Linked DNA regions of Homo sapiens: regions 1, 3, 4 and 5 are each linked to region 2. Evidence: chromatin loops called from intact Hi-C (ENCODE). Cell type or tissue: heart left ventricle. All regions are shown on one strand. Links, peaks and the distances in the headings refer to the core of each region. The heading gives the core; the rest is flanking DNA.

The links. Peaks named below come from ENCODE experiments on the same cell type or tissue, not always from the same donor. Only the 100,000 strongest peaks of a DNase experiment are listed, where the experiment ranks them.
Region 1: a loop joins it to region 2, with 1.9 times the contacts of the local background. A loop is called at or near these places in 6 of 110 quality-filtered maps.
Region 3: a loop joins it to region 2, with 17 times the contacts of the local background. A loop is called at or near these places in 94 of 110 quality-filtered maps.
Region 4: it touches region 2 in a loop (6-fold over the local background); 41 of 110 quality-filtered maps call a loop at or near these places.
Region 5: a loop joins it to region 2, with 6 times the contacts of the local background. A loop is called at or near these places in 73 of 110 quality-filtered maps.

Annotation. Positions count from the first base shown.
Region 1 is chr18:24,669,270-24,675,896 of GRCh38, reverse strand. It overlaps LOC105372027 (a long non-coding RNA gene), which reads left to right and starts at 4,312. Exons shown (of 5, transcript XR_007066315.1): 1 at 4,312-4,401; 2 at 4,596-4,660; 3 at 4,847-4,981; 4 at 5,865-5,993. In heart left ventricle, for the core only: a CTCF peak has its summit at 3,136 (motif pointing right); no DNase peak of the experiment used is centred there.
Region 2 is chr18:24,724,168-24,730,794 of GRCh38, reverse strand. It overlaps LOC105372028 (a long non-coding RNA gene), which reads right to left and starts at 5,014. Exons shown (of 3, transcript NR_134604.1): 1 at 4,791-5,014; 2 at 4,038-4,120. In heart left ventricle, for the core only: a CTCF peak has its summit at 3,906 (motif pointing right); a DNase peak (open chromatin) is centred at 3,929; H3K4me3 peaks cover 822 bases.
Region 3 is chr18:24,596,674-24,603,300 of GRCh38, reverse strand. No RefSeq gene overlaps it. Among named protein-coding and RNA genes, the nearest start is that of LINC01915, 28 kb to the left of the region's middle. In heart left ventricle, for the core only: a CTCF peak has its summit at 3,052; no DNase peak of the experiment used is centred there.
Region 4 is chr18:24,541,218-24,547,844 of GRCh38, reverse strand. No RefSeq gene overlaps it. Among named protein-coding and RNA genes, the nearest start is that of LINC01915, 84 kb to the left of the region's middle. In heart left ventricle, for the core only: a CTCF peak has its summit at 3,611 (motif pointing left); no DNase peak of the experiment used is centred there.
Region 5 is chr18:24,485,427-24,492,053 of GRCh38, reverse strand. No RefSeq gene overlaps it. Among named protein-coding and RNA genes, the nearest start is that of HRH4, 28 kb to the right of the region's middle. RefSeq lists a silencer at 14-73. In heart left ventricle, for the core only: CTCF peaks have their summits at 2,959 (motif pointing right) and 4,217 (motif pointing left); no DNase peak of the experiment used is centred there.

The DNA.
Region 1 (6,627 bases), core at 802-5,801, 55 kb after region 2:
GTCAAGATGGAAGTGAGGACCTATTCCAACACAATTCTTTGGGCTATATTTCAAGTTATCTGCTTCAAGAGCTCCCTGCAAACTCATTTCCTCCTGTGCACTGATCACACTCACAGAACAATATATGACTGGTGGAGCCCAAGTTTCAGGTGGGCAGTAATCAGTGAGGAAGACAAGCTTACTTGCAACCTTTTCCCAGAAGTAGAAGGTGAAGCATAGTGTTGCAGAGGAGAAACAGGAGAAGAGCATTCATTGCCAGTGCCCCCAGGGAGCAGGTAGCCCCTGCTGGGTGCTGGAAAAGCCCAGGGGGGCAGCTCCCTCTGGGTTATGGAGCCAGGGTCTCCAGGAAGTTTCCCCTACATCTACCTTTTGCTCCCTTCCTCCCCTCCACACACAGTGTGAGGGCTTGCTGCAGGGTAGAGTTAATGCAAAATGTGTCCTCTGACAGATCATATTTTCTAAACCAAAAAATCAATACGCATTGTTCTCACCATAGTAAATAATATTTGAAATTGAAATAGACTTGGAAAATCTGAGAATAAGGTCTCCCTACAATTATTGTTGCTTTCTGTGAACTGCTTGTTACTTGCAACCAATACACCTATAAATAAATATGTATCTAATTAGTCTTCCCTAAATTTTATTTTATTAAAAAAGTAAACCCTATTTGTATACATACACAGACTACGTTATTTGTTCTTCCTTACCAAGGCTGTCAATGTTGAAGTATATTAAAGAGGGTTTACTTGTAAACATTATATCAATTAATGACATGCATTGCCTAATAAATATAAAGTACACTCTTACAAAGCATAGCCTAAGTCTTTCAGAAAAAATACCTACTTATGTATGATTATTAGTCAAAAAACACATTATCAACTCTATCCTTATGGCACATGGCATATTCTCATACCTTGGCTCAAGATGACATTTGGGTGAAAATTCTTAAATATCATGTGATTACTCAGTCATCAATTGAAAACAATTTACAGTTCTTCTTGTCGATTATAATTACTGGTTTGCTTAAGCAGAGATATCGATCTGTTTCACTCTCTGCTTTGGAAAGTAAGAAATGCAAGTCTAAATTTCACAAGTGTGTGAATCACACATATAGAACATTTTACTCACACTACCCAAGGTGGGTTCAATAGTTTAGCCCAAAAGTTTCCATGAACTTTTTTCTTGTTCTGTTTTCTTCCATGACAAAGATCCACGGATTAGAGCATGATATGTCAGAACTAACTGGGATCTTAAAGATCTTCTCATTGTAGGTAATTGCTTTATCAGCACCTGTCTTCTGATGGTGTTGATTTTTCAAAGACAACATTCTTGTTATGCACTGTTTCAAATAGTGGTTGTATCAGTTAAGATGCTTTCAGTTCCAAGTAACAGAAACCCCAACTGAAAGTGGCTTAAACAATGAGAGAACTGTGTTACCTGATGTAGCAAGAAGTCTGAAGGTGGCCAGTTCCCAAGAGCAGGGTGCTTTGCATCTTTCCATTCTGCTGTGCTCAGCAGGTTGATAAAGCTTTCGTCTGTATTTGTAAGTTGGCTACAGCAATTCCAGATGGTACACGCAGACGCCACATCCAGCAAAGAGGAAGTATTCCTCCCAGGCTTCCCTTTATGGATTTCAAGAGAAACATTTCCTAGAGGCTTCCCGTACACATCCCACAATTGTCTTACTGTAATCAATATTTGCCTCTAGGGCTAGGGAGGGGTCTCTGAAGCTCCTACAGACCCAGTTTCTAAACAAATTCAGTACTCTACTAAGAAGGAAGAAGGAACTGGTTGATTTGGGATAAGTAGTCAATAGTTTCTGCCACAGGAGTCTCCCAAAATAATCCGTCTTGCCTATTCACCTTAGTATTAGTATGAGTTTATTATCTGTTCAATCCCCTTAACATTATCACCTCCACAAATTGCGCATGCTTCCACATTTCCAGGAAGTCTACCAAAATTTTCAACATATTTCCCTTTTCTATCCTGAGCCAATTTTCTCCTAGGGATTTAAAGAGTAACTAAATACAGAATCATGTGCTATATGTGTAGGCCTACCCAGGAATCATGCCTCCACCATCATTCAATTCTGGAAGAAAATCTACCCAATTTTCACTTTCAGCAAGGAAACACATCGACACACCCACACACTACAGTCCTGTCTGAGGATGGAGCAGTGACCCATCCTCACCTTTCCCAACTACAACTTTCTTCAGAATATATGTACTCACGAAGTAGTGCAGATTAGCCATATTGCTCTTCATATCATTTGGATGCTCACAGATCTTCACCAAAGAAAACTAGAAAGGCAAAATGCCTCGATTGTGATTCTTAGCCAACCAGACTATTTAGCGGCTGAATCAGGTGTGCCTCATTCTAACATTCTCCCTCCTCCCCTATGTCTGATTTGCTTCAGTCCTGGGGCACTTGGGCCAGCACGTATTCTCCTAGTTAAGATGTGAGTCTGCTCTAAGATTTCCAGCTTTTTTTCATTGTTGTTCTTCTTCTGTCTTGGCCCACAAATACAGGATTTGGCTGGTGAGACCGTTATTGGTAGCCAGGTGGTCTTCAAAGGAAAAAACCAGATCGCAGGGAGTGTTGTCATAATCTATAATTTATAAACCCTGTCACTGTGTTAATTGCCATTAGAAATTCATTATTGTCACAACCAGCATTCACTGATGAGACACAGGTCAGAGCTCTCTCCAGCTGCCAGAAGAGTAAAATGTGCCAAGACTGTGGTGGGGGTTGGCAGTGGGGGGGAGCAAGGGCGGTGGGGGAGGGGAGGTCAAGAGACACTCCCAGGTGCAAGGGCTTGAACCTCATTAGCCCTTTCCCTGTAACTGTTTACACATGAGTGTGCCAAGATTGCATACACCTTGGGAAATTTCCACATAAACTTGAACTGAGAGGCCCACAAAAGAATGATGGAGAGTACCATTATAGCAAGATTGTATGGACAGCATCATCCTGAGGGGTCCAAATCACCTGCCTGCACCCAGTGTTGATCATGTGGAACTCGTACACAGGAGCCCCATCAAATGTACAGGAATGTTCGATGATTCTGCTTGCAGGCATTTGTCTGCCTTTTCAAAGCTTTTCTATTTTCATATCCACACAGTCACAGCTACACTAGAGGGCACTTGAACCCCACTTTTACTGCAGACCAAGTCATTGACTCAGGTATTGGTGGTGCTTTTGGAAGGGGGGCGAGGAATGGGGAAGTGGAGGAGGGCAACGGGAGGGGTATATTTATTTTAACATCTTCAATAAACCCATCGGTATTTGAGGAAGCTTCCACGTCAGACTTTGGGGACCAAAACCTTAATTATACAATATAATTGTTGTTAATGGAACGTGTACATTTCAACCCAGCAAGATTGGTGGTGTTTAATGCCAGCATGACATATTTCCCAAATTGTGGTCTTTATTTGTATAAATAGGAAAGAAGCAAAAATTGCATCAGCTCTCTGCATAATGAAGAGGGAGGGAAGTGCAGCCTGTGCTGTGGTGGCCAGATGCTCTTTTATCTCTTTTCAAATCAACATGCAGAGCTGGTGGCCCTCAAACAGAAAGCATCTTTCCCAAGGGATGGCAGAACTGTACGTTTGGAATGATAACATTCCATAAATAAATAAAAAAGATTATTAAGAACGCTGTGTAAATCTCCTAGTCAAACACCCCTTCAAGCAACCATCATCAGTAATTCAGTTTGGTCCCTTAATCCCACTGTATACAAATACACAGCATAAATACAGTATTTAACAAGCACCAGAGAGAAAGCAGCACTCTTGCAATAAAGACTCATTTAGGAAGAATGAACATGCCTTGCCCCCAGTCCTGCTGGCCGCCCCCAGGATTCAGTTCTTGATTTGACTCTCCCACCTGGATGAGATGTCCAGCTCACATGACTGAATCCCTGGCATAACCCCCTATTTAAATAAAACCTAAAAATATTAACTTTGGTCCCACAACCTTTTTGTTCCACATCAGGGAATTCACAGGGTATCCATTAGAAACCATATCACATTTACAAGGCTCCACGGACTTCCTTAAGCCTTGATGCTCCAACGGGTTATACAGGCTAAGAGGTGGGGATGAGTGCAGATCCGAAGTGGGTGGGTGAGGATCTCCCAGCCTCTCAGCCCTGGCACGGGGACTTGCTTTTCTCCAGGCTATCTGGTTCTCTCTGTTTATTCTCTGCCTGCTTTCCTTGTGTCTCTCGTTGTTTCTCTCTAAATCTCCATCTTTCCCTCTCTGTCCCTCTCCCCCTCCCTCCTTTCCTCTCTGTCTTTGTAACTCTCCCTCAATTTTACTCATTTTAGTGGTTCACTCTTTGGATCTAGGACCTTGGTCAGCATGAGCATTGCACTCACAGAGAGGGTGACACGTTTCCTGATGGTGAGTACAAGCTAAACATGATGCCCTGGCTTTTCTCGCTGGCTTCTGGAAAATTGTGACAACCTGCAACCTCCAGGCATGGGGCTACAAACAGGCTAGTGCTCAGCTGTTTCCTCAGCTGAGTTACTAGCCCAGATAGAAGCACTTTGAGTATCTAGTTAAATGAATGCCATACTTTTTCCTTTCTTCCTCAGCCTGAAAGAGAGAAATAAGATGGCCCAGGAGACTCCAGGGCACTCTGCCCACTAAGCATCTTTTTGTGAGTGAGAGGCCATTTCTCCAGCTGTCCATTGCAGCATTCCACAACCCAGACTGCTGCTGTCCATGCTGATTGGTGTTTGAGAGGGCAGAATGGACCCCTGATTCACTTCCCATCAGGAACACTTGCCACCAGGAAACCCCCTCAATCTACTCTTCCCTTGCCCTTTAAGACCTTCTATTTCAGGGTCCTCCCCCTGCCAGATTGAAAGATGACAGACTGAGGACAAGCCCTAAGGGGACAGAGAGTCTAAGGCTCCATGTTCCAACTCTGCAAGCCCCACCTCAGCTCAACTCAACACCTTAGACCTTCAGCTCACAGGTGATGGGGCCAATGTGATTCCATATGTGTCATGTTTCTTAACCATGATCTAATACCTGATTTTTCAACTGTTAGCAAAAGTTGGCTTTTAGAAGCATCTTATTCTTACTATTTTTATGATCTTCTTTGTTATATCCAAATTTCAATCAAATATGGTGGAAAATGAACTATATTAATTTGCTAGGGCTGCCACAACAAAATATCACCAACTGCGTGGCACTTAAACAACAGAAATTTATTTTCTCACAGTTGTGGGGGCTAGAATTTCAAGATCAAGGTGTAGGCAAATTGGTTTCTCCTGAGGCCTCTCTCCTTGGTTTTCAGATCTCTGCTTTCTTGCTGTATCCCTACAGGGACTTTCTTCTATATATGCATGTCCTGGTGTCTCCATCTCCAAGTTTCCTCTTCTTATAAGGACACTGGTCAGATTGGGTTGGGGTGAAGGTATAGGACACAATTCAGCTACAACAGAAACTTTCATATTTCAGATATCATCTAAATTTTTGCCAAGCTCAGCCTAAAAAGAAATGGAAGGCCTGTTTCTAATGCACCGTTGATGCACTGTATAACAATGACATTTAATGAACATTGCAGTGATAAAAGAAAAAAATAATTTGCAGTTACAAATCAATTTCTAATAAATCTCTTAAGGATTTTCAAAATTCAGCTGCTCACAAGCAAGATTTCCTTCCCTAGTTAAAAAGAGGGAGAGAGAGAAGGAATTTTGCCTGTGATGTCTTTTATTTTGTTTGTTTGGAGGAGGGGGTTATCATGATTGTTTTGGTCTTACAATATTTTCTGCTTGGCACTTTCTTGACTGCAAAGCCTTTTGCTATTGTTTATATTTATCACATTCTTTTAATAAGCATCGCTCCTGTCCCAGTTCTCTACAGGACACTTGTGAAAACTTGGAAAATATTAATTGCTTAACAGTCCGCTTGCAAGTTGAACAGGCAGATAAGGAGGAAAAGCCTTTCTTCTTTGACAAGCTTTCCATGAAACATAACCCCAGGTTTGTTTCTTCACTTATTTTTCCCTTTAATAAATGTGATGGGGTAGTTTGGAGTGAGTCTGAGCATTGTGGTTAAATAGGAAAAAATGCTGCTTCGGACCTCAATTACATTGCACAAAAGCTATCCCAGAGGTCTGTCTCCCGCTCCCCTGTGCCTGATGCTTCAGCAGCTGCTCAAGGAGAGACAATTCCCTGAGGTGCCTCTGGCCCTGGTGCTGTCGAGCCAGTGCAGGGGAGGCCAGGAGACCCCACAGCTGGGTAAGGCTTCTCCCTTTGAGGCAGCCTCCAAGACTTAAAGGAATTCTTGTTTACTACAAACTGGCTATGAACTACAGCCCTTGATGTTTTCTATGCCTGGGCCTCTGTGTGTGATTTCAGAAAGCCATGTAAAAAAAAACAAGAGACCTTAGGTCAGATATGGTAAATAGAGTATACATGTTTATCCTTCTCCCGCCTAAATCCTGATTGAAATGACAATAAAAGAATTAAAAAGATGTAAACCCACAAGTCAGCAAGAACAGGAGAGGTAACAGCTGTAGGTAAGAAGTCAGATTTGTGGAGCGGGGAAGGGATGGGGAAATGGTAATTACCTCAGCAGAGGAGAAGAGGCTATAATGGAAGAACACACAAGTTC
Region 2 (6,627 bases), core at 1,125-6,124:
CTACATGAGAGCAGAGACCATTGTACCCTCAGCCTCCAGCACTCTGGCAAGGCAGTTACTCAGTAAATGTCTGTTCAATCAAATGAAGTTAAATAATAACTCTAAGCAGAAAATAAACCTCTAGTAATATCGTTTCTGATTTCTGAACATGGTCCTGTTTTGAGTTAACTCCCATTGGAGCAGGACACTCCAGTGAGTCTCCTTCCTCCTCCCCAACCCCATCACAAGCCCACCTGCCGTTGCTGAAATGAGTGACTGCCTGCTCAATCTCCAGATGCCCACATGAGGGGAAACACTTACATCATCCCTTTTCTCCTCCTCATCTGCAATTTGTCCCTCATCTTCATTCAATTATTCAACAAATATTCACTGAGCACCTGGATCTACTTGCTGGGAACATAGCTGGGAATAACCCCATCCTAACAGAGCTTGCCTTCTTCCGGAGAAAACAGTATAAATAAGTAGCATACGGAGTATATTAAACAATAATAAATGCAAAGGGCATAAAGCAGAGATAGTGGCAAGGACACAATTGGTGGTGAGGGGTGCAATTTTAGAATAGCCAGAGGAGGGCCACGCATTGGAGCAAAGAGCTGCAGGAGGTGGGGCGTGAGCGACATGGACTCCAAGGAAAGAGCATCCATGCAGAGGACCCAGTCAGTGCACAGATGCGGGGCGAGAGCATGCCTAGCATAAAGAAAAGCAGAGAGATCAATGCAGCAGAAACAGAATGAGGAGATGAGAGCAGAGAGGAAACAGAGGCAGCTAAGAGTACAATGTAGCAGATTTTACTCTGAATGACATAGACAGCCATCAGAAGGGTTTTCAGCAGAGTGCTATGATCTGATGTGTTTTAACAGGATCATGTAAGCTGCTGGGCTGAGAGGGATCGGAGGCAGCAAGGGAGACTGGCTAGGGGCTACTGTAGATGTCCAAGCAACAGATGTGGACAGCTGAGACCAAGGTAGCAGCAGGGAAAGTAAAGAAAATGATCAAAACCTGGGTATAATTGGAAGGTGGAGATGACCAGATTTGGTGACAGATCAGATACGGGATGTGAGAGAGAGCAGTCAAAGACGGCTCCAAGGTTTGGCCCAAGCTGCCAGAAAGAAGCCACTTTTTGAGATGAAAGATGAAGAAGGCTAGGAAAGAGCAGACATGGGAGGAAAATATCTGGAGCTTAGTTTGGGGATTACTAACTTTGCGATTCCTGTCAGGCATCCAAATGTTTCCTCCTCCTGATGAGGAGGCAATAATTATATGCATATATATTTATAAATATATATATATATATATATATATATATAGTGTGTGTGTGTGTGTGTGTGTGTGTGTGTGTGCGCACGTATCTGCAACTTGGAGGACATGTCCAGGATGGAGATACCAGTTTTGGAATTAACAGCATATAGATGGCATTAACCAGAGAGGAGAAATGAATTCACCAAAGAAAAAAGGAGGAACAAAGGAGCCAATATCTGTCAATTTTCTAGAATGGCATCAAAACCAACATGCATCCCATGAATCACATTCCACTCCAATTCTTCCCTTGCCTGTAAGTCCAGGACAGAGCCCATTCTTTTCTGTGGCAAGAGAGGTGGACTTGAACTTGGGATGAAAATATGGTGTTGGCCACTCAGAATGTAGATTGTATCTGGTATGGGTAGTGTTCAGTGTATCAAGGTCTTAGGAAGCAAGTAATTATTTCAAGGGAAATGATAACTCAAAATGGTACTAAAATATCTTAAAACTAGAGTGAGGTTGAGGTGAAGAGTGAGGCTGCAGTTGGGAGGGGACAAACTGCATCCCTTTCTCACCTCCTATTCTTGCCTGTCTTTGCAAAACAGAGGCCATGGAACTGCTGCCTCTTCTACTTTCCTATAGGTGACTTTAAGCTCTACAGTTTCTCCACAATTCACATTATGTCATTCTTCTCAATAAAGCCAAAGTAGTAAATGCATACCTCGATGTGATTCAAAGCGGGTAACTTTGGGACAAATTTACAAGTCAAATAAAAAATAATTTGTTAATCCAAGTGTCCCAATTTTGGGCTCAAAAAAAAAAAATCTAACATCCTGGCAGCTCCATGCTCGGGGTGAATAACAACAAATAAAGAAGGCCTGAGGCTTGTTCTTAACTGTGATAGAGGCTGGGGGAAGGGGAAGGGATTGGGGGGGAGTCCTAGACAAATGCTCCATGAATTTGCTGTCTCTGGAAAAAGCATTAACTTTTCCAAAAAGAGAAAAGTTAAACAAGCAGTAGCTCATTTCAAGTAGATGAAGGACTTAAAAAGTGAGCATCACCTCTTCTTGGTACCTCTAAATGGCCAACTCTTGATCCTGGAATCACAGAAGCCATGATGGGGAAACCGAAGCCTAGAGCAGGTTCTCACTCAAAGCTGCAAAGCTGGAAAGCTCCAAGCCCTGTGTAGAGCCCGTACCTTCTGATCGCCAATCCAGAACATTCTCTACATCGCAGCAAATTGGTTCGAATTAAAAAAGAAAAAAAAAAAAACCTCATTTGGGGTTGAATCATGTGAAGCTAGAATTTAAACTTCCAAACTTTCTGCTCTGGATTAGAAAAAAAATGTTTTCCTAAGTGTTAAGAGTTCAAGGTGTCCCAGTGAAGAACACATGAAAGGTCTGCAGCAAGAGAGGTGGGAAATGAAAATACCTTCATTACTGACAGGGTTGATGGTGGAGGTCATGGTTTCTATCTGTGGGGTGGGCTTCTCCACCCCTGAGCCTCCAGATTGGACAGCCTCCCCCACCCATTCCTCTGCAGCACAGGGACGGAGTGGCCCCGTGAAATGTACAGATGGGGAGAAGGAACAGGTGCACCAGATGCAGGCTGTCTGCAGGTGGCCTCACTCCTGTAGGGGGCAGGGCATTGGGGACTGCGCTGCACAAACCCTGTTCTCCTTAGGAACTCACCAGGTGATGAAATCACTCCTCTCCTCTTCTAAGAGGAGCCAGAGGGGCATCGGGTGGTCAGGAGTGTAATTGCTAGTGAAGCTCCCTCGGTGGCAAGGACTTCAGGAGACTGCAAGCGGCATGAGGAGAGCAGAGCACTCCTCTCCCCTGATTGTGTTCAACTCCAGGAGCCACAGTCTCCTAAGCTGCGAGACAGACGCAGAAATATCTCAAGTGGCAAATGATGTGCAAAGCGATGGCAGGTGCCGCAAATGATAGTCATTATGACAGAGTAGAAGGAAAGGCGGCGGGAAGAGGGAGGTAGGAGAATAAGGGAGAGAAAAGGGGTAGAGAGAGGTGCAAACCAGCTAGGGATGTAGGAGGTGGAGAAGACCCCGCCAGAGAGCCTGCAGGTGTGAGAATGGCGCATGTGTGCAAGAGCAGGCAGCGCGGTTGGGACCCACATGGGACCGTGAAGACGTGATGCTGCAGGGAACAATGTGTGTCTGCAATGTGCTGCAGCCAGAGTCACTGTAACTTGGTGCTGTGCTGAATGAAGTGGAAGAAATGCTATTAAACTCGTGACTCCATGAGGTAATAATATTCCCAGTGAGCCCACGCCTACAGAAATACACCCAGCAAGCAGGCTTTCCAGGAGCCCCCTCTAAGTTATAACAAGCTGCCTGTATCCTGCTGCCAGGATGCAGAGAAAAAATGAAAGCCAGTAACCAACTACATTATAAACTTAGTGACCTGTTTCACCTCCGCTGGTTTAGTGACGAGCTCGGCTGCCTTTTGGGCACGGAGAAAGAAACATAAGGCTAGGATTAAGTTTCCTGGCTTTTGAAGTCATCAACAGTCAAAAATGCTTTCAGCTGGCATTTCTCTCTGTTATCCAGTCAGCTTTGATGGATTTATTTTCTTTGCCCTATTTCATGGAAGTTACTGGGGCCAATTTCCGCAAAGATGATTGCCAGGGAGTTTTTTTAGGTGGACACGAGGTGGCGCTGTCTCTCCAGCTGTTTCAGTACTTTTTAGGACGTGCAGACTGGTTTCATTAAAGTCCTTAGAGCTTTCTAACTCGCAGTGAGAGTGAGGGATTCAATGGTCAGAAAGACACTCACTTACTTTCTCCAATCTGTGGGTCTCCAAGCCCCGGGAGAGCGGTAGAATCCTTTATACACTTCACAGTCTCACAGTTTTATTTCTCTCTGTAGCAAGTGAAGCAATTAGAAAGTAGTGCTGTATTCAGATATTCATAGTCAGCAATTGGAATTCTTGCTCGTTTTAGACTCTGGCATTTTGATTTATAAAACAAGTCTTTCTTCTTACTACAAATTACCAATGACTTCCCAATTTATTTTTAAAAATTCTCTAACAGCGTGCCCTACTTGAGAACATTTCTATTTCTGCTAAAAGACCAGGATCTCTTACATGGATTAGAGCCTAAAAATCCTGACCGGGAGATTGTAAGTCTTGCAGCTCTGGAATAGACTGAGTATCATTTCCCTTTGGGATTTATGGAGATAGCAGCAATGATCGGGGATGGTCTCCCATGAAGAGAAGACAGTGCCTCCGTGCAGTTAAGCCCCCTTGCTAAAATCACATTAGAGTCAAAGATTCAATTAGGCCCCAGGCCTCCTGATTCCTGATGCAATGCTTTTTCCATGACACTCCTCTGTCTCCGTGAGTCCAAATATCTACACGTGCCTGGATTGATAATACATGTTACATGATGTTTGAAAATTTTTACTGGGTTATCTGTAATTCTAAATAGACATGCCAAGAAACCCAGTGGCTTCTAAGCAGCATGTATCAATTCAAGAGAAAAGCGATATTCTAACTTCTGGCAAAACAGCAAGTATCAAGAATATCACTTACCACAGCTGACGTGATAAGGATGCTGCTGAGGGACCAGCATGCTGCCTCATCCCAAATATCTGCCATGGCTTCTCCCAGGGGCCAGGGAGCTGGGTGGCAGAGTCCCAGGCTTTTCTCTCAGATCTTTTCTCTGAAGTGCTCCCAATCCTCTCCACCCCCCACCCCCATCTCTCTCCTCTCTCTCGTGAGAGCCTCGCCTCCCAGAGCAGAGTTAATTAGAGCATAGGCTTACTTCCAGCTTCTGACCACAATATGTATAAGCTGTGAGTGGAGGAATGAATCTGATCTGAAATTTTAAATCTACGTTTTCCTTGATATTTACAGATCTTACTGTTATTTGGGCTTGTGACCCTGGAATCTGTGTTAGTTGATTTTATATTGATGCATATTTTGCATGCTCTCTAGTCCAAATTACTAAGAGATGAACATGTTTCTCAGGCAAAGGGTCCACTCGGGTTTCTAATATTACTGCCCCTAGTTTCATCCAGAAACTGGAAGGCTGAAGTCTTCTTCATGATAATAAGCTGCTTGCTTCCACAAGTTTCGGTTTTTTCTGCTTTATGAGAACTAGATTGTTCAGACCCAGTTACAGGTAAAAAGTCTAATATTTCAGGTTGGTTTTTTAAAATTCTTTTTTTTTTCACTAACGAAGTGTGAAAAAATTTACTAATACACTAGATAGTAATTTTAAATCAATTAAAATAGAAATTTGAGGGTTGCTGGGAGGGGGAAAATTGAGGAAGTAAGTTATCTCATTTTCTTTTTCTTTCTTTTTTTTTTTTTTTTTTTGAGACAGAGTCTCACTCTGTCGCCCAGGCTGGAGTGCAGTGGCACGATCTTGGCTCACCGCAAGCTCCACCTCCCAGGTTCACGCCATTCTCCTGCCTCTGCCTCCCTAGTAGCTGGGACTACAGGCGCCTGCCACCACGCCCGGCTAATTTTTTTTTTTTTTTTTTTTGTATTTTTAGTAGAGACGGGGTTTCACCATGTTAGCCAGGATGGTCTCGATCTCCTGACCTCGTGATCCGCCCGCCTCGGCCTCCCAAAGTGCTGGGATTACAGACGTGAGCCACCTTGCCCAGCAAGTTATCTCATTTTCTAGAGCAATGAAATAATATGGATGCAATTCATTCATTTATTTATCCACAGAATGTATATGGGAGAGTTTATTAGGTATAGAATACTTATTATATTATGGTTATTATATATGAGGAACTTCAGGTCCTAGAGAGAGATGATGGTGAACCAGAAACACTCGATCTGTAAATATTTTGTGAATCAATGAACAATAAATGAATAAATACATTGCAGTTATATTATTTCAATTTAATTATTTTAGATACAGCAATGCTATTCTTCATCTACCCCCATTTTGGCTTTTTAGATTTTTAAAAAAATTTTTTAAATTGTTTTAATTGACATAATGATTGTACATATTTATGGAGTACATAGTGGTGTTTTGATACATATAATGTATATTGATCAGATCAGGGTAATTAACATATCCATTATCTCAAACATTTATCATTTCTTTGTGCTGGGAACATTCAATATCCTTCTTCTAGCTATTGGAAACTATTTAATGTATTAGTGTTAACTATAGTCATCCTACACTGGCATAGAACACTAGAACTTATTCCTCCTATCTATCCAAATTCAGTTTTAAATGATTTCACTGATATATACTGTGGATGAAAAAAATTATTCCCTAACCTGGCTCAAACACTTTTTATCCAAATCTCTCCAAATTCAGTTTTAAATGATTTCACTGATATATACTCTGGATGCAGAATATTATTCTCTAACCTGGCTCAAATACTTCTTATTTGATCCAAGT
Region 3 (6,627 bases), core at 855-5,854, 130 kb after region 2:
ACCAAGCCGGGGAAAGAACATTTTGAGTTAATTAACACAGAAGGTTGGAAAAATTTGCGTCTGAAGGAGAAAAATTCCACTACAGAGGGCAAATATTTAGAGAGGTAAAAGCAGTAGAAGCAGCCCACTTAATGAGATTTCATTGTAACTTTATGTTTGAAGGCCCTAAAATAGGTGGTAATCTATGTCTTAATAAATGTCTCTGTACAATTATAATAATCTCTGTCTTAAGTTTGAAAAAACATTGTATTTATATATCAGAAATATTAAATTGCTACTCCAGAAAGCACTTCAAAGAAACACACCATAATGGGCAAATATTTATGCACCAGCCTAATATTAAAACCCAAAATCTCTCCTAAGGAAAAGACAACATTTACAAAATTAACTATAATGGCAGAGAAAGTTCATGGTACAGATAGACTTTTTATCCAGTGTTCTACGGCAAGTACAACATAGGTAGGAAGAAAAAGGACAAAATTGAAATGCAGATTTTGTCATGATTTTGCCACCAATCACTTGGCAGAACTGCTTTTTAAAAGCTGATCAGTACTTCAAGATGCATTGTTTGAACCCAGCTCTAGATAAAGATAAACATTCATGCTTCCAGGGACTAGAATCACAAGAGTGACTAGCAAAGTTCATAGGAGCAGAAAGGCCCTGGTGCCAATTAAAAACCATACATCCCATCACAGCAAGGAGGGGAGCTATTGAATAATTGAATATTCTCAAGCCATTCCAAAGGAGAATAAACAGATGATGGCCTGATCCCGCAGAGACTGGATGGAGCTGTGTGCATTAGGCTGCGCTATATTCTCTTCATTCTTTGATTAATTATCCAGCTGTGCAACTGTCATTAACAAGGATATCTCTGAATCATGTGGCTCCGACAGTAACCAAATCTGGCTGTTCCTTTCATTTTTTTTTTTTTCCACATGGGTAAGCACCTTGCTGTTTGGAAGAGAGTTGCATGGTATGTCACTTGCAACAGGCAAATTCTCCTTTCACCACAGACAACAATGGTCTCATTCTTTAAATGGTCTTCCAGGTACTGCCGATAGGCTAGTCACAGAGTTATACCCAGTGAATGAGAGAAATATGCCCTCCTGTAAGTTGATCTTCCACTGGAAGAGGTTGGGAACCACCAGGCTTAAAATGAGAATGACTGTCATTTTTAAATTATATTTGCTGGCTTATTTTATTTATTTATTTGTGCTAGAAAACACCACCCACATCCCATCATTCCAAAAGGGGCTTGAACAGGTCAGGCTCAGTATGGCATTTCTCCAAAGGCTGTTTTGATCTGCAAGGTACTGAGGACTTAAGCCAAAGAAAATCATTTGAAATTGTAGAAATTCCATCTTTTCCAACCAATCATTGGAGGAAATAAGACCTGGGAGTGGGGGATGGTAGGAAGGCTCCTGGAATAATGCTATGTCAGTAGCTGCCTATGCTACCTGCTCTTGGTAGCTATGACCAAGGTGACCACGTGATCCTGAGTGAGTCACTTAATCTTTCTGTACCCAAGTCTATCCACTGATTAAATCTGGATAATAATGCATATTTTCCACATTTCCAGGGAGGCAGCACAATAATAGGGAAGAGACAGCATGTTCATTAATATTCCATCTGTTCCCTACATTTCCCAGCCCTCTTGCAGTTAACCAGGACCATATGACTGGTTTTAGCCAGTGAAATGTGAGCAGAGTGACATGAGTCAATTTTGGGCAAAGGCAATACAACTTTCACGCATCATTTTCTCTTCTGCTTATGTTCCATAGTGTGCAACTATAAGACAGTAGCCCTTCAGCTTGGGTCCCTGAGTCAATGTGTGGAACCAAGACCCTTGTTGGTTTAGCTTGTAAATATACCATGAGCCAGAACTAAACCTTTGTTTGGTAGAGACCCCCTTCTCATCTCTACCAGGTGAAATACTATTCATCCTTCAAAGCCAAACTCAAATGCCACTTCCTCCATAAAACCTCCCCAGATATGAATTTCCATTGCACTTTGAACCTCTATATTTAACACTTGCCTTATTTTGCCTAATATTACTGCAAGTCTAAAAAAGCATATCTCAGGCTCTGTGGCCAAATGTACTGAGATTGGATTCTCAGCCCCCGCATACACAAGCTGTTTAACCTTAGACAAATTATTGATCCTTCCTAAATCTCAGTCTTCCCACCTGTAAAATGAAGTTAACAAGAGATATCATGAGGTTTAAGTGAGATAACATGTTAAAAACTTGGTAGAGGGTCTGACATGCAATAAAGATTCATTCTGTTATTTTTGTGAATTTGTCTTCAATCTTACAAGACTGTAAGAGTCTTGTATATGGAAATGATATGTTCACCTACTTTCTGTCTTTTACAATACCTAGAATATGATCTTACACATAACAGGTATGCAGTAAATGTTTGAGAAATGAATGAACTAAAACTAACAAAATAAATCCATGAAATGATAAAAGAAACAAAAATTCTCTGAGAAATAAAAAGTAAGTAAGAGAGAAAGAAAAGCAAAAGGAGAGAAAAAGTTTTTAAAAGCAGGCGATAGACTAACATTAAGTAAATCATGTTGATTTGAGGAATGTAGGTGGATGTAATCTATGCATATTGGTGATCATTTTTTGAGAGGGTCTCAGGTGCAGAAAATGAAGTAATTCTAACCCTCTGTTCACAACACGTGTCATTTGTATTCTTCTGAATTTTATAATGTTTCAATGAAACATTTATATTTTAAAACTCCTCAAGTTTTAAATATATAAGATATTTAGACATAATGGCACTCTAAATTCTTCAGAAGAAATTATCAGGTAACATCAAGACCGTTTTGATATTGCTGAGTAAAGGAAAAACAATAATAAATAAAAATTTAAAAGGAGGCTTTGGTATATAAGTCAGCTGTTTTTACGTTTAAAAATGCCTTTTATGTGTATAAAAGTGTTTCTCTTATTGGAATAACATTTTTCCATCTTCCTGAAACTTCCTTTATAAACTAATCCTCACAAAAGAGTTTTCGTATATATTTAAGCAACAGCGACATCATGTGGTCTCTCTGGTAGACCCTTGGTAGACAAAACTCATTTGGTAGTCATTCATTTAGTAGTCTGCTCGCCCAGATGAATTCCCCAGGGAGATACTGAAAACTTGAGTGCCACCTTCCCATTGGAATAAATTCATTCAAAAAAAATCCAGTGGATCAATGGTGGATTCCATGCTTAGAATATGTATCCCTACACAATCTTATCTAAAGGATAATCGTGTCTCCGCTAAGCTCTTAAATCACCAAACATAGCCTATTTGGAGACTAAGGTAGTCACACAGAAGCCTAATCAACTTGTCATTTGACAAAACATCTTCAAATATACTAGGGATGAATGTGTTCTATAAGTCTGGTTCAGTAATCACAACACATACACAGTGTATGCATGGGCTTTTCCCACTATTGTCCATAAGCACCCCAGGACCAAGTCAAAACCCCTTGTTGTACACTTCTGTGACCTCTTGTAATTCCTCTCATAGAATGTATCACACCCACCTGATTGCCAATGCAAGACTCCTTCACTAGGCTAAATGCTCCATGATAGCAGAAGACTTTTGCTCACCTTCATTTCTGCAGTCTCTGCCTCTCACTAGTTGATGCCCGTCTATTCATTCAACAGATATTTATTGAGCACCTATTGTGCACCCTGCATGGTTGTCAGTGGTGCAGACTTTTCAGTGAACAAAACAAAGTCCTTTCTTTCATGAGGCTTACATTCTAGTTGGAGCCATTAGGTAGTAAACCCCCAAGCTGGAAGCTGGGAGTAAATGCTATGGAGACTAAGGAGTCCTGAGGGTTAGGACACCACTTTATGTTGGGTGCAAAGGGAGAGCAGAGACCTAAAGAAAGTGGGGGAGCCAGTTGTGTAGTTAGTAGAAGATGTCTAGAAAAGGGCATGGAACTCAAGGGAAGAGGGGAAAGGAGGAAGAACATAGGTGTCACTGGACACGGGGGAAAACTAGACAAAGAGTATCACTAACTAGCAGTGCAAACTCAGGCTTTCCTTCCCTTTCCCAAACCTCATTTTCTTCACGCTTCAGATTAAATAATTGCTAAAGTCCTAGCCAATTTTAAGATTATCATGAAAATTCAGAAGTTGTAACCTTTGATGGCACTTGGTGTGTATGTATGTGTGTGGACAGGCACATGTGTGGGGTTAATTTCCAAAGCAATTGCAGACATTTCTATTTCTTCCAGAGTGATTAGACAAAAATTACTATGTGCTCATTTAAAAGAAATTGATCTAGATTCTGTGTGTTTAGAGGTTGGTTGGTCTCACACTAAGATATACATTAAATGAGATGTGTCATATTTGCCCAAACACAGTAATCGCTAATTTGGTCATGCACTGCAGTTTGGTTATAAAAATCATTCAGGTGGAGGTGAGGTGAAAAGTTAGCTACAAGATATCAGCAACTGTTAAGTACATGACATTTCACCATGAAATGAGCTCCCAGTCTGATAATTCCCTAGTTTTAATTGTATTAGTGAGGCTTAGGTCTAAGGATTACTGGTATTACAATGACAGATGCAAACAATACAATCACAGAGAGAGTTTAGAAACTAAATGAGTTCTAGGTTTAAGATGGTAATGTGTTTGGTAATATGTTTCTCCAGCTTCCATCAACATTCTCACATGTAGAGCCAGCTACAGAAGACAGAATGGATTATATTGAAGAGCATCAAGGAGTTCATCATCAAGATTTTAGGAATCAGTAAATATCTGCTCAGAAATATCTTCTTCAGTGGACCATCATTTTGCTTTAAATATCACCAGCAGAGATTCGTTCTTTGGGCTAAGTTACTATTTCTAGAAAAACAAATGCAAAGATACAAAGATATGTCCAGAAAGAGCTACCTATTCTTTTTTTTTTTTTTTTTTTTAAGATGGAGTCTCACTCTGTTGCCCAGGCTGGAGTGCAGTGGGCTGATCTCGGCTCACTGCAACCTCCACTTCCCAAGTTCAAGTGATTCTCCTGCCTCAGCCTCCCAAGGAGGTGGCACTACCGGTGTATACCACCATACCCGGTTAATTTTTGTATTTTTAGTAGAGATGGGGTTTCACTGTGTTGGCCAGGCTGGTCTCAAACTCCTGACCTCAATTGATCCACCTGCCTCAGCCTCCCAAAGTGCTGGGATTACAGGTTGAGCCATTGCACCCAGCCCCATTCCACTTTTAATTGTCACAAATGCCTTAGGAAAACTAATCAAGATTGGGGAGAGGTATGATGAACAAGCCTTGGACACAGCTATGAACACAGGACGAGAGGTCAAGGTCATGAAGCAATGCTGTAGGCAGATCAAGCTAAGAAAAAGTGAGTCCCATTTGATGAGTTTCTGCTGCGTATGCCAGTTTCTATGACTAGACTACCAATGTGACGTAGACCCCATTGCTGCCGTTTTTACAGATGAGGCAACTGAAGCTTACCTGAGGTCTCCCAGTTGGTTGCAGAGCCAGGGTTCCATCCCAAACCCACAGACACCCCATTGTGTCAGGCTGCTTCTCTGCACTAGGGGCATTGGATACCCCAACGCCAAAGAAGTGGAAATATTGAAAAGGAAGAGGAGGGCAGTGATGGGGGCTATAAGAAAATGAAAAATGATCAATTTGCCATTGTGTCCTGAATCAGCCCTGTTCCCTCCTGGAGCAGTAGAGAGTTTCAGGTACCGGGGGCAGCAGGTGCCTCTGTGGCAGGCATGGGTTGCGTTGACTGGGATGACTTGCAGCACATTCTGATGCAGTGCTGTTGGCCCTTTAGCAGTTGACTCCTGTTGAACAGAAGAGGCTGAACAGTGTTGTAAACAAAGGACATCTTCAACTATCAGCCTCATCTCTTCCGGACTGTGAAGTCTTGGGCAAGCCATTTACTCTCTCAAGGCCTCAGTTTCTTCCTCTGTAAAATGGGGATAAGAACACCTCCCTAGGAGGGTTTTATGAAGACAAAATTCTATCAAACCTAGCTCAGTGCCAGGCACATAACACATGTATCAATACATGTGATCCCATCCTTTTTTCCTAGAGAAGAACAAGTAAATTAAGGAAACCTGAGTTTATTATACCCAACCCACTCTCCTTGTCCCATGAGATGTACCTGCTCCCACCCCGAAGTTCCACAGTGGCAGAAGATATGCTGAATGTCTCATTTCCCAGAGCTGTCACTCTGTAGATCGACACTTGTTTATACAATTCCCCAACCAGGCCCAGCTGAAAGTGGGGCTCCTTCTCAAATATGGCATTCATGCCACCCCCAGAGAACACCAGAGTACATCCTGGCACAAGGTGGGTTAAGGTTCTATGGTCCTTTTGAACTCATACTAGATTGAGAGTAGGGTTCAGGGGAAAGTTGAAGAGCTGAGAATCTAGAAGGCAAACCGTCCCTAATTGATTAGAGCCAAGAAGTAGTAGAATGTCCTTGTAATATTGACACCTGGGACAAAGGCATCATTTTATTTCCCACATCAGTGAGGAAAGGGTCAAGGATGCTTGAATTGGGAGAAGGAAAACAGGCTAGAAGACAGCTCTGCTCCTGACCCTTTTCCCCATTCTCTTCCCACTCCTTTTGGGTCTGTTGAGTGTTTAGT
Region 4 (6,627 bases), core at 1,067-6,066, 180 kb after region 2:
GAGAACGGCTCATGGTTCTCCCCAGGTCTTGCTTAGGCCACCCTGCTTGTATTGTAACACTCTTCTGGTGGGGACAGTGTACCTTCATTTCTTCAAAACTCCACCTATATATATAAGGAACTGGTATTCATGTGGAGAGCTCAATGAAGGGGTCTTTATACCTGTAGACTTCCTTATTCTCATAAGTCTTTGACCTGCCCCCACTGGGAATTTCCCTTGTCCCCTCAAGACACGGTGTTATAAACCTCTCCTCTATCTCCTCGTTTTCTCTCCTCTCTCCCACGTCCCAATTGTCCCCCTTATACTTCCTCCATCCCAGATCGATTTTGGAAACGCCACCTTTCTCAATCTCTTTGTCATGCAGAGAAATTCAGCTCCCTCTCTAGCCACTTCACTTCAATTCAGCTTTGTGTATCAGACATGTCTCCATGCCCATAAAAGGGCCTTTCACAAAATAAAATCCATCCTCCTCAACAAGTCCTGTGGACTGTGCCCAGCAAGAAAGTATTCCTTCTTCACTATATACTTGTTGGGAGCTCAAAATATTTTTCTCGTTATTATTTTTTGGTGAGATCCTTCTGGTGCATATCTTTAGAGCATGGATCATTTCAATGGCTTTTTGTTGTAAAACTTACATGTTTCCACAGTTGTTCTTCTAAGGAACCTGCACTGAAGGCCTTTGTCTCTGTGCAGATGGTATTCTACATTGCGGTAAGCAAACAGGTTGGCTGAAACAATATGACGTTGACCTTTGCTAAGTGAAAAGAGGAATTCCATTTGTGATTTCATGTCTGATACGCTGTGTACATTGTAGGTACTCAATAATGCTGGTTAAATGAATAGTTGTAAAAATTTGCTGCTGGTAAATAAATTCTGAAATCTTGGCTGCAACTATCATTTTAGATGGGGTAGATAAAAGTGATAGCTCAACATCCAACATTTGTCAAGGAAGATTTAGCCTGAGGGACAATGTTGGTAGTATGCAATCTAAATAGCACCACTACAATCATTAGTTGAGTAAAAGAAAGTTGATTCTGCTTATTTTTTTAATCTACACAGTATATACTCACATAAAGTTTAAACTGGTTTAAAATTGAAGTGATTTATATAAAAGCCCCACAAGAACAACAGGAAGTACATTCAGATGGAAAAAGTATAGTCAGCTGGAAATATGAATGTGCTTGGGGCAATTGTCTTTCTGGCAATCTTCATTGTATTGCTCTGAACATAGACATTTATATGGTTAAGGAACATGAAAGTTCCATTTGTTCAAAGCACCTTTCAGGGGTGTTGTTACATAATAGCTGCACATCTGGCAACGGCTCAAGAAACTAAGTATGACGCCATGTTTACGCAACCACCACTATACCATAGTCCAAATTCCCGGGTTTTGCAATAACAGAATCCAGCAAATTTTAAAAAATTAATTAGATGTGTCTTTACACTACATTTGTGTCCATGGAAATTTAGTAGCTATACCTGGAAATGTGACACCTGTGGCCATATTTCTGCTGTTGTGTCCACCACATCTATTAGGATTGTCTTTTGGGGTTATCTTGGCCACTTAACTCTCAGCTTTCTGAAACAGAATGAGTCTCCCTCCACGTATCGTGCTTGACAAAGAAAGGGTTTTCGAATATGCTTATTCCGGGAGTGAATGCTGTGATCTGAATATTTGCTCTTTGGGGCCTCTCTGAAATGTACAGTCACAATATCAAGTTCATTCTGCCCTTTCCTGAGTCAATTTATCCAACTTCATAGTAGCAGCTAGCCTTTTTGGAGCATGTGTAATATATACACACTGTGTTCCGTGGCCTGAATGTATTCTCATTCAATCCTCAGCACAGTCCTTCATGGTTGATAGTATGATCAGCATTGTCTTCAATCTGCAAAAGGAAAAACTGAAGTTTAAGGAAGCTAAGTGATTTGCCTGGAGTCACACAGCTAGAAGAAGGCCCAGCCAAGAATTAAGTCTACATCTGTTGGATTCCAGAGCTAACATCTGATCTTTGTCATTTCACTAAAATTCTGAACCAGAAATGAGCCAAAGAAAAAGCCAAGTGCCCATTAGTAATGGATAAAAAGCATCTTGTCTCCGAGGGCCTTGGAGCCTTATAAAAATTCAGGGAGTTCTTCACCTCTTCCATCTTTCCTGACTCCAGATGGGGCTCTGAGCTCTCTTGCTTGGGTTTCCAAGTGAGGGAATGAGGAGAGAAGGAGACATATTCCCGCCCCAGTCTGCACTAAAAGAATGGAAGTGGGCATGACAGCAGAACGGGTCATGCTTTCCTCTGGCTTTAAAATGCCATTTATCGACTGGGCTCCATGGCTCAAACCTGTAGTCCCAGCACTTTGGGAGGCCGAGGTGGGCGGATCACCTGAGGTCAGGAGTTCGAGACCAGCCTGGCCAATATGGTGAAACCCCATCTCTACTAAAAATACAAAAATTAGCCAGTGCGGTGGCAGGCACCTGTAGTCCCAGATACTCCGCAGGCTGAGGCAGAAAAATCACTTGAACCTGGGAGGCGGAGGTTGCAGTGAGCCAAGATCGCGCCACTGCAGTTCAGCCTGGATGACAGAGGGAGACTCCACCAAAAAAAAAAAAGCCATCTTTCTATAGCAGTGGTCCTGTAGTTATAGACCAGACTCCAGTACAAAACCAAGATTCTATTATGAGATATCCACCTTATCCACAGCCCTGGGGGAGACAACCATATTAATTAAATTTCACCGCTGCTGAATTCCATGAGTTCCTTCTATGCTTACCAGGAGCATCTACATGAAAAGCACAGGGTCTGTATCCAGCCAGAGTAAGCAACCATTCCATTATATAATCTAGGGGAGGCCAAAAGGCCCAGGGTCTCCCCTGAGGCCCCATTTAGACTGCTCTAGGAACTGAACCTTCCAAGGCTGCTCCTTCTCATGCCCTCTGGGCTGGGCCAAGCCCCTTCCTCCAAACTCCCACAACATCCTCTATTAATGAGTATATAACATCACACAGCAGCCATGAAGGAACAGCAAACGTGTGAGTTGAAGAGAGACCTCCCTATCCTGTCCAGCTCTATTCCAGCACTCCTGGGGCAGAACGTGCTGCTTGGTGAATCTGTGAGCTTGCTCTCCAGGGATGCTTAGAAGCAGGCAGCCATTCATCTGGGTCCTATGGGGACAGGGATTAAGGGGCTTCCGGCATTGGGCAGAATGTTGGAAGAGGTGACCTCTAAAGTGTGACTCTTCAGTTCCGTGAGTACTGTGCTGAGTCTTTGTGTGACGCAGACTCTTGACAATCTAGACTTCCAGACAAAGGAAAAATGATGGCTTTCACTCAGGTTTGCTGAGGATGATTTGCAAGTGCCCAAGCATCCCTTTGTCACCTAAATCAGATCATTAACCATGGTTACTCCTTGGTAAGATGAATTTTATTTCTTTGTTGAGTTGCTTATTTATAATCCCATCTTGTTTTGCAGAAGCTCTGGGGTGACTATAATGCAAATTGGACAAAGCAAGAGTGCTAAAAATGCAGAGACAGACCTTCAAATGCTCCCAAATTCTAGCGTCCAGCAGCCGTCCACAGTACTTATATGGAGCAATGGTGACATCCAGTGGTCAATTAAGTTACACCTGGATGAGGTTTGTGATTTTTTTTTTTTTTCCCCCAACCTAGAAATAATTATACCAGAAAAAATATTTTTTGAACAACTCAGTTTTGGGTTCCTCTGAACATCAAGAAAAGCCTGAATGTTGTGTCTTCAAATTCAGGATAACACTGGCCTCTGCCTCTCAGCTTGTAGCATTCATGTCTGCAGACAGTCTTCGCTCAAGCATAGAAAAAAGAGCTCTCTACTGCCTCATCTATAAAATGGAGCAGGCAATAAACTACCTGCCAAATTGGAGTCAGCAATGAGTTGCCACGGGAAGCACAGTGTGTGAGGATGGCCATAAATGTGTACAGCGGGAAAATGAGAGAGACGGTGTTCCATAAGTCAAACCAGGAACAAAGAACAGAAAGCTGAAAGAATGAGCCCAGCTGAAGGCTCTCAGACAGAGAACTGTATTAGGGTAAGGCCCTGGGCTTATTTGCTTTTTCTCCCCTGGCACTTAGCACAATGTCAGCACATAGCAAGGGCTCGGATATTTTTGACTCTTTGAATGAATGAATGAATGAATGAATGAATGAATGAATGAATGAATGAATGAATTGAGGATTTCCTAGGCATTATACCCCAAAGGATCTGCCAGTTAAGGATTTGGTGGGTCTGTCCAGCCTAGTTTGGATCTGGAGGTTGCACCTTGAGGTCACATCTGGAGATCAGAAAGAAGGATAGTTTCTGAATGATCTAAATGTCTCAGAATAAAATAGGCTGGAACAGCACAAGGTAACTGTGTGGGTTAAGCAGTGTTAGGAGCTAAATTGGTATAAATCCCATCTCTGTGTAGTTTGTACACTGAAAATCTACATGTTGAGTTATCTAATTTGCCAACTGAGTCTGTGGTGTTTGTAGCTGACCCACTAAGCAGTGGCCTGGGAGAATGGAACAGGAGCTTGTGACAAGCGACAGTCCCTAAGCTCATGGTTCAACAGCCAGACTTATCAGAGGCTGATCTAAACGGTCTTTTGCCCAATGCTCTAGATGGTTTTGCATAAGCTGTAACTTAGATCGTTTATCTCATTTTAAATAAAATATTCATAACTGACCCCTAAAATGATATTAAATAGTATTCAATATATTTTCTTTAATATCATTTTAGGGGTCAGTTACCTAGAAAGATATTTTTATTGTTTAGAGTCTCTTGCTACTAAATATGTTGATTATATTGACACAGTGCTAGCAAACAAAGCAAAATACTTAAAGGTATTGTCTAAATAATCTTATACCACTGTCCTCTAGATCCACCTTGGAGGGAAAAAAAGGTTAAAAGACTCTTTAAACCACATCAAATGGCATTTTTACATAAAATGTAAAAAATGGACAAAATGATCATTTCCAATTCATCATCCTATAACCTTGCAAAAAAATGCAATAAAACATGATATTCTTGGCAAAAGCATATTTCTGAATTCCAATTATACAAAAACACAGAGAAATCCAAGTCAATTTCTTCTTAAAGCTATAATTATATGAAAGAGCAGAAAGTCTTATAACAACAGAAACGCATTTGTATTAAGAAGATAATTCTTGGCCATTACCAGAAAATTGTTAATTCTTGAAAGAGCACATGTATATAAATAGTTAGTATAATTATTATACTTTTCTCCCTACATGAAATATGGTAATGTCAATGTTACAGCCAATAATAAATGAAAGAGTGTGAGTGTGAATTTATTTAATGGTTTTACTGCATCTTCTGTGCAGATGGGCTGCAGTCTAGATCAGAATAAAGATTTGTAAGAGTCGAGAATTGCTGAAATGATTGATTAGGAGTACAATACAATCTTCCTGCCCTACGGGGTCTCCTATTAGCAAAGTGCCATTTGCCCTCTGATGTGTTACATAATCCCCACAACTTCCCAAGCTCAGCATCCTTGAACCAAGTGGGTCCTCAGTTCTCACAAGTAATTCCTTTCAAGGTCCAAAAGCCCAAGTATCAGAGAAAAGAGAAACGTATAATCTGAGACAAAAGAAAGGGGCCATCTGCATGCTTAGTTATAGATGACAGCCACACCCTGTTACTTGATTTCATTTCGTTCCTTATATAACACATAAAATGCACTATACAGAATATAACTGATTTGAATGAAGGTCCACTAAAATGAATTTTCTCTGAGGTTTTTTTGAGGATTTCAAGACAACTTTTAAAATAATTAGACATACGATATCTTTTTGCATCTAAAACCTCTGCCTTGGTTTCTCATTGTCACATAGATTCTACTTCCCTTTTATGTCATATAGATTCTATTTGCCTTATATGGCACAGGCCATAGTGCTCTGACCACAATATACTTCTCTCCTGCCATTCCCTCACACACCCTATCTACCCCATACCTCCAGCAAAGAACACTCAGCATCCCAAACAAGTAAAAAATAAGATAAGGGACTCATTCATCTACATTTCCCAGATATCATCATTCATTTAGCAAACATCTATTTCACATCTTCTATGTGATTGGTTGTGAGTATAAAACAATGAAGAAAACATTGTTCCTATCCAAAAAACTCACAATCTGATAAACTTCTGTCACACAGGGCTATGTCTTCTTGTTTTGAAGGAAATAGGACACACACTATCTTTCCAATCACCAAGGAGAAAGAGGCTGAGGCCCAACAGAACAGCATAGGTAATATGGTAGCCAAAGCTCTCTACTAGAGAAGCAGCTTTCTTTGCTGGACACCATGGCTCATGCTTGTAATCCCAGAGTTTTGTGAGACCAAGGCAGAAGAACCCAGGAGTTGAGCCCAGCAGTTCAAGACCAGCCTGGGCAACATAGTGAGACCCTGTCACTATGAAAAATTTTTAAAAATTAGCCAGACACAGTGGCAGACACCTGTGTACACACAGCAGCACATACCAGCTACTTGGGAGGCTGAGGCAGGAGGATCGCTTGACTGAAACCCTGTCTCTAAAAAGAAAAAAGAGGGGAAAACAACAGAAGCTGCTTCCAATTATCAATCACATCCAAATGTGGGCCAA
Region 5 (6,627 bases), core at 601-5,600, 240 kb after region 2:
GACGTTTCACATGCAAGTGTGAAAACTAGCATGTGCTTTGCAGAAGGAATCAGCCAAGCGCCCCGCTAACCCTGATCAATGCCCTGGTAACTTCTAGAACCAATCAGTCAAGCTACATGCATGGGTTTTAAACTATTCTCATCCCCTCTCCCCTGTTTACAGCCATGTTATTTATCCACGCAATCCCGGAAGTAATTGGAATATAGAAGCTCGAGTGGGTTCTATGCCCTCTCCATTTCCTCTGGACGTACTAATTATCCATGTTATACCCGCTTGCTTCTTACCATGGGTAATAAGGGTTATCACTGACGCTGTTAGTTAAGCTAATAGACATTGCCCAGATATCCCAGACCTCATTAGGTATTTAAGATACCTATATGTTTTTTATATTTTTATATATATTTCAAATACCTATATTTATTTTATATTTGTATGCATTTTAAATACCTAATGAGGTATTTAAAATACATAAATGTATGTAAATATATGTATTTAAATAAATACATATATGTATATATAAAATACATATATGTATATATAAAATACATATATGTATTTAAATAAATAAATATATGTATATATAAAATACATATATGTATTAATATATGTATATATAAATACATATATGTATTAATATATGTATATATAAATACATATATGTAATTTAATATACGTATATATAAATACATATATGTTTTTATATGTATATAAATACATATATGTATTTTAATATACGTATATATAAAAACATATATGTACTTAAATATACATGTATTTAAAATACAGATATATGTATTTAAATATACATGTATTTAAAATACAGATATATGTATTTTAAATATACATGTATTTAAAATACAGATATATGTATTTAAATATACATGTATTTAAAATACAGATATATGTATTTAAAATACAGATATATGTATTTAAATATATATGTATTTAAAATATGTATATATACACATATAGACAGAGATTTAATTTTTTAAAAGCAAACAAAATTACAATGAATTAAGCCCATTTTGTCGGATTTCCAGACGTTGACCTTCTTGTATCTCTCCTGTCATTTCTGACAGTTCCCAAAGAGAGGCCCTTGCACACGTCCATAAACCAGTCTGTCAAAGGAAATCAGCCTGAAGCAGCCACCCTCTTTTGAGTCGTGGCTCTGGTTGTCACTTGCCCTTGTCCACCACGTGGACCTTCTGGGTGGGAAGCCTCAGCGCTTCCAGTGCCCATCTGGAGAATGCAGTGGTTATGCAGGCCTCCAGATGACACGTTTCTTCCATGGGAGCTCCACATTCCATCTGGGTTGTCAAAATGCTGGGTTCCTTGCATCATGGACAAAAATGACTTCCTCTCTGGCTCTGTATCACATTGTGACATCTGGTCACTAAGGCAGCTCTGTTATGCCAAGAGAATCACAAAGTGTCTTTTGAAAGGTTTTATCAACTTTTGTGTTTATAAAATAATTCATAACTTCTGGTCATCATTCCTCTATCCAGAGGAGTTCAAATATAAGCCAGGAAGATAATTACATTATACACTGCTTTCTTTTTCTTCCTCTTTCTTCCCAGCTCCTTTTTCCCCACTTTTATTCCCCGATTTTCTTCTCCAAAATATTTTTCTTTCTCTTTCCCAAGTTACAGAACAAAATCTCATAAGATTTTAGTATACAAAACACATATTGATAGAGATGGAATGAACGTATTAACTCTATTAACACTATCTGGGACTGTCCCTAGTCAGTTGCAATTTTTAATAAATCTAAAAAGCCAAGCTGGGCATGGTGGCTCACGCCGGTAATCCCAGCACTTTGGGAGGCCACTGTGGGTGGATCACCTGAGGTCAGGAATTCGAGACCAGCCTGGCCAACATGGTGAAACCCTGTCTTTACTAAAAATACAAAAATTAGCTGGGCGTGGTGGCACGTGCCTGTAATCCCAGCTACTCAGGAGGCGGAGGCAGGAGAATCACTTGAACCTGGGAGGTGGAGGTTGCATTGAGCCAAGGTCGAACCACTGCACTCCAGCCTGGGTGACAGAGTGAGAGTCTGTCTAAAAAAAGAGAAATAGGCTTATTTTGTGAATTATAAATAATGCCTACATCATGAAATAGATCAATCCTGAAAATTTGACCTTAGAACAATTTTCACCAAAACATACATTATTTCCCCCATTAGCATCTATTATATTATCAAAGACAGAGTTTCATAAAAGCAAAAATTTGAGTGTAACAGATGACCCAATTTAAATAATATAAAATATGTGGGGTAAGATAAAGATTTGATGGGGAAGGGGTACCATATGTCTTTATGTGAAGGAATGGCACAAATGTAAAAGGTTAAGTAGATGTTTTGGTACAACTTATAGAAACAGTAAACGTCACCCCAACATGCACATGCTGCCTCAGTGACCAAGAAGGAAGTCACCCCATGGCTAAAGATAACGACTTAAAATGTGTAATGAGAGGCCGGGCGCAGTGGCTCATGCCTGTAATCCCAACGCTTTGGGAGGCCAAGGTGGGCGGATCACTTGAGCTCAGGAGTTGGAGACCAGACTGGGCAACATGGTGAAGCCCCGTCTCTACAAAACACACACACACACACACACACACATACACACAAATTAGTCAGGCGTGGTGGTACATGCCTGTAGCTTCAGTTGCTCGGGGGGCTGAGATGGGAGAATCACTTGAGCACGGGAGGTGGAGGCTACAATGAGCTGAGATTGTGCCACTGCATTCCAGCCTGGGCAACAGAGCGAGGCCCTGTCTCAAAATAAATAAATAAATAAAATGTGAATTAGATTCATGGAAAATGGTGTAATATGAAATTAGAAACTATTTTTGTAATAAAAATCGTATCACTGTTTATACCCTGATCATTTAATTACAAAAGAAGCTCTGTTGCTTCTTTTGGGGTTGGGCATTAACTGGAACTGAGCTACAATACCAACTATAGCCAGTAGATGGTGCTTTCGTAAAGGAAAAAAAGAATAGAAGTTGAAAATTCTGCTTCTGGGGAGATATTTGAAGTTAGAGATCTTGAATTTACTGGATACTTAACATGTGGTTTTTACTAAGAAATAGACAGCTACTTTGAGAGCTCACTGGGAACTGGGGATGTAAGAGTAGATATAAGAGAAATGCCAACAGAAGAATTGTTTAGGAAAGATGGACATAGGTTTGTGAATGGGTAAGATAAGAAGTACCTTTTTTCAGTGGATTTTGAGGAAGTAAGATTTTTTTAAAGTTGTGGAGGTCCTGGAGTGTGGCTATTTTTAAAAAGCCAAAAGCTTTTAGTTGGGGCACAGTGGCTCATGTCTGTAATCCCAGCACTTTGGGAGGCCAAGGTGGGGTGGATCGCCTGAGGTCAGGAGTTCGAGACCAGCCTGGCCAATATGGTGAAACCCCATCTCTACCAAAAATACAAAAATTAGCCGAGCATGGTGGCGGGCTGTAATCCCAGCTACTCAGGAAGTTGAGGCAGGAGAATCGCTTGAACCTGGGAGGTGGAGGTTGCAGTGAGCCAAGATCATGCCACTGCACTCTAGCCTAGGTGACAGAGCAAGACTTCATCAAAAAAAAAAAAAAAAAGCCGGTAGTTTTTAATATTGTTAGGAAAGATTCAGGAATGACACTAATGACATAGATACAGAAAAAACTTTTCTACTTACCTTATAGTCTCAGGGGATTTTAAGGGATTCTTGAAGAAGTGATTCTGGTTTGTAATGTCACAGGGCAGCGAGGTGTGTGTGTGTGTGTGTGTGTGTGTGTGTGTAATGTGGATAGGAGGTGGATGGGGTGGGTTGTGTGGTGTGTGGAGTGGATATTGGGGGTGGATATGTGTGGGTTGGTGTGGGCCTGTGTCTGTGTGGATGAACAGAAGTGTGTCACGCGTGGAGAGGGCAGGTGTGGGGGTGGATGCAGCGAAGTGCGTGTGTGTGCACGTATGCCCTCATGTGAGCACCTGGGGCAGCCTTACCTTCTAGCAGGGGAGAAGGAGAAGTCATTGTTTTATCATTTTTTAGGGCGTTTATGTAGCCTTAACTGATTTTCTGAGTTTAATTTAATACAAAATATTGAGAAGTGAGTGGGGTGCTGTGATCAGACTGCTTTACATTGTAACACAAAACAACCCTACCCGTGTACTCAGTAGCTGCACAGACAGAACCAGAACAGAGAAAAACTATGTGGAGCTACTGACATCTGGTGGACAACACAGAGACTGCTGACATGGATGGGGGAAAGACCTAACTTCGGGATTTTGTTGATTTAGATTTGCTTTTTAGTTTTGGTCCTGTTTGTTTGGGGTTTGTTTGTTTGTTTGTTTGTTTGTTGTTTTTTCTTTTTTGAGACAGAATCTCTCTCTGTGGTGCAGGCGGGAGTGCAGTGGGGTGATCTCAGCTCACTGCAGCCTCGACCTCCTAGGCTCAAATGATCCTCCCACTTCAGCCTCCTGAGTAGCTGGGACTACAGGTGCTCACCACCACGCACGGCTAATTTTTGTTCACCATGTTGCCCAGGCTGGTCTCCAACTCATGACCTCAAGTGATCCACCCACCTTGGCCTCCCAAAGTGCTGGGATTACAGGCGTGAGCCACCACGCCCAGGCGATTTGTTTTGTTTTGATTTGATTTGATTCAGTTTTTTGTTTGGTCCACTTACCAGTCACCTCTTTCTACATGCTCTGTCTTATTAACTTCCCTATGTGAGAATGGTGTGAACAGAGCCCCCTGAGAGTCGAGAGACAGTGTGGGATGAAGCTTCAGCACCTGGACTCAAGTTTCAGATCCCTGAATTCAAGTTCTGGCTTCAGCACCTGCTGATTGTGCTGCCGGAGGCAAGTCAACTACTCTCTTCATCCATTTGTTTCTAAGGAATGAGGCCATTCATCCCTGTGCTGGTGGAGTAAGTACCGTACCTAAATTTCTGCATTACCATTATCCATGCAAATCCTATTTCAGCCTTCTCCAGTCAAAGCCTTGTCTATACAATGTCCAAGACATCAGCTACACAGCCTTGCTGTGGAAGGACTGGGTTGCCTGAAAAGATACAGGGCCAAGCAGGGCTGCTCTGCAGTGGGGCAGCTGTACAGCACTGCCCTCTCTTGCGTCCCTACAAATAGTACTATAAAAGAAGCAATTAATCAAGCTATGTCACTTCACTGCGGCGCACATTCATGCTCACGTTCCTGTTGACTCCGTGCCAGGCGATCTCTAACTCCTTGAAGGCAAGGGCTCTGCCTACCCCGTCCCCTAGTAACCACTCCATGCTATGAACCTGGCTAGGGGCTATCGTCTCAAAGCATCAGGGATTTTCCTCAGTCTCGAGAATGGGCTAGAAGAATATGGCCTTCAGAACTTCAGATCATCCATGTGACGCTAAATGGAAAAAAAATACAAAATAAGAATTGTACTCACACCAACTTGATTCCAGAAATGAGAGGCCAGGAAACGTAGAACCTGCAACCACCCATCTAACTGGGCCATGACCCAGATGGCCTACATTGGAGGCAAGGAAACAGGAAAGACAGAGTAATAATTTTAAAAACATTTGTTTCCAGTTATCTAAGAAGAAACTGGTAAGTGTCTTCCTATGGAGGAAAAAGCATATCTTTTTTTTTTACATCTTTATCTTGCCTATTGGAAAGTTTCAGTAAGGGTGAATATCAGAAAAATGTTCACAGTTACCCTAAACTTATTTTGCAGGTTGTTTTCTTTTATGATCAACTGTGAAATTTAGTAAGAGAGCAGAGAACAGGCGGTTTGGAAATTTGAAATAAGAGATAAAGCCGACTCCTTCTACTAATCCTTTCACAAGAGCTACTAATCTTTAACCAAATGGGCTGGTTCTCTTTAAGGTCCCCTTTCTTCTTTTATTCCCTCACAGAAGTAGAAGCATGTGAAGAAATGACTATGAACATAAGCAAGGAGAAATGCATTTTTTAAAAAGGCACTATTTAATACAAAGTGCATAAGCAGTCCTTAGGTTGCAGTATATGACTCAAGGTGGAAACTTGAAGAGACTGAATGAGGTAATTCAGGGAAAGATGCTCATAGCTAAGAACAGCCTGTTTTTCCCTGCGATGCCCTTCCTCTTCCATTCTCACAGTACAATTTTACTCTCTTGGGTGCCTCTATCCTACTATTGTTATGTTGTGTAGTTTACGATATTTCAAAATCAATTATCTTTACCACTAAATCATTTCTCAATGAATATTGAGAAATAGTCATGACCTTAAAAAAAAGTTGGTTCTCTTGCATGATAATGTTCAGTAGCTTCTGTCTTAGCTATCACACAAGAATAAGCAATGTAAATATCTGCTTCTCTTTTCTACTCAACTTTCGGAGGCTGTTTAATACACACCAGGGTAACTGCTTGACATGTCAGTTAGCTATTGCTGAATAGCAAACACTCCCAGAATGTAGTCTTATCATTGCTCAGGAGTCTCTGGGTCAGCTGGGTGATTCTTCTTGTCTAGGCCATGCTAGGCTTCCTTCAGCTGATCTCATTTTGCCTGGGATTGCCCACGCATCTTCAATCAGCTGCTGAGTTAGCCTGAGTGAGGCTGGCTGGTCTTAGATGGCCTCACCTAAGACACCTTGATTCTGCTCCACGTGGTCT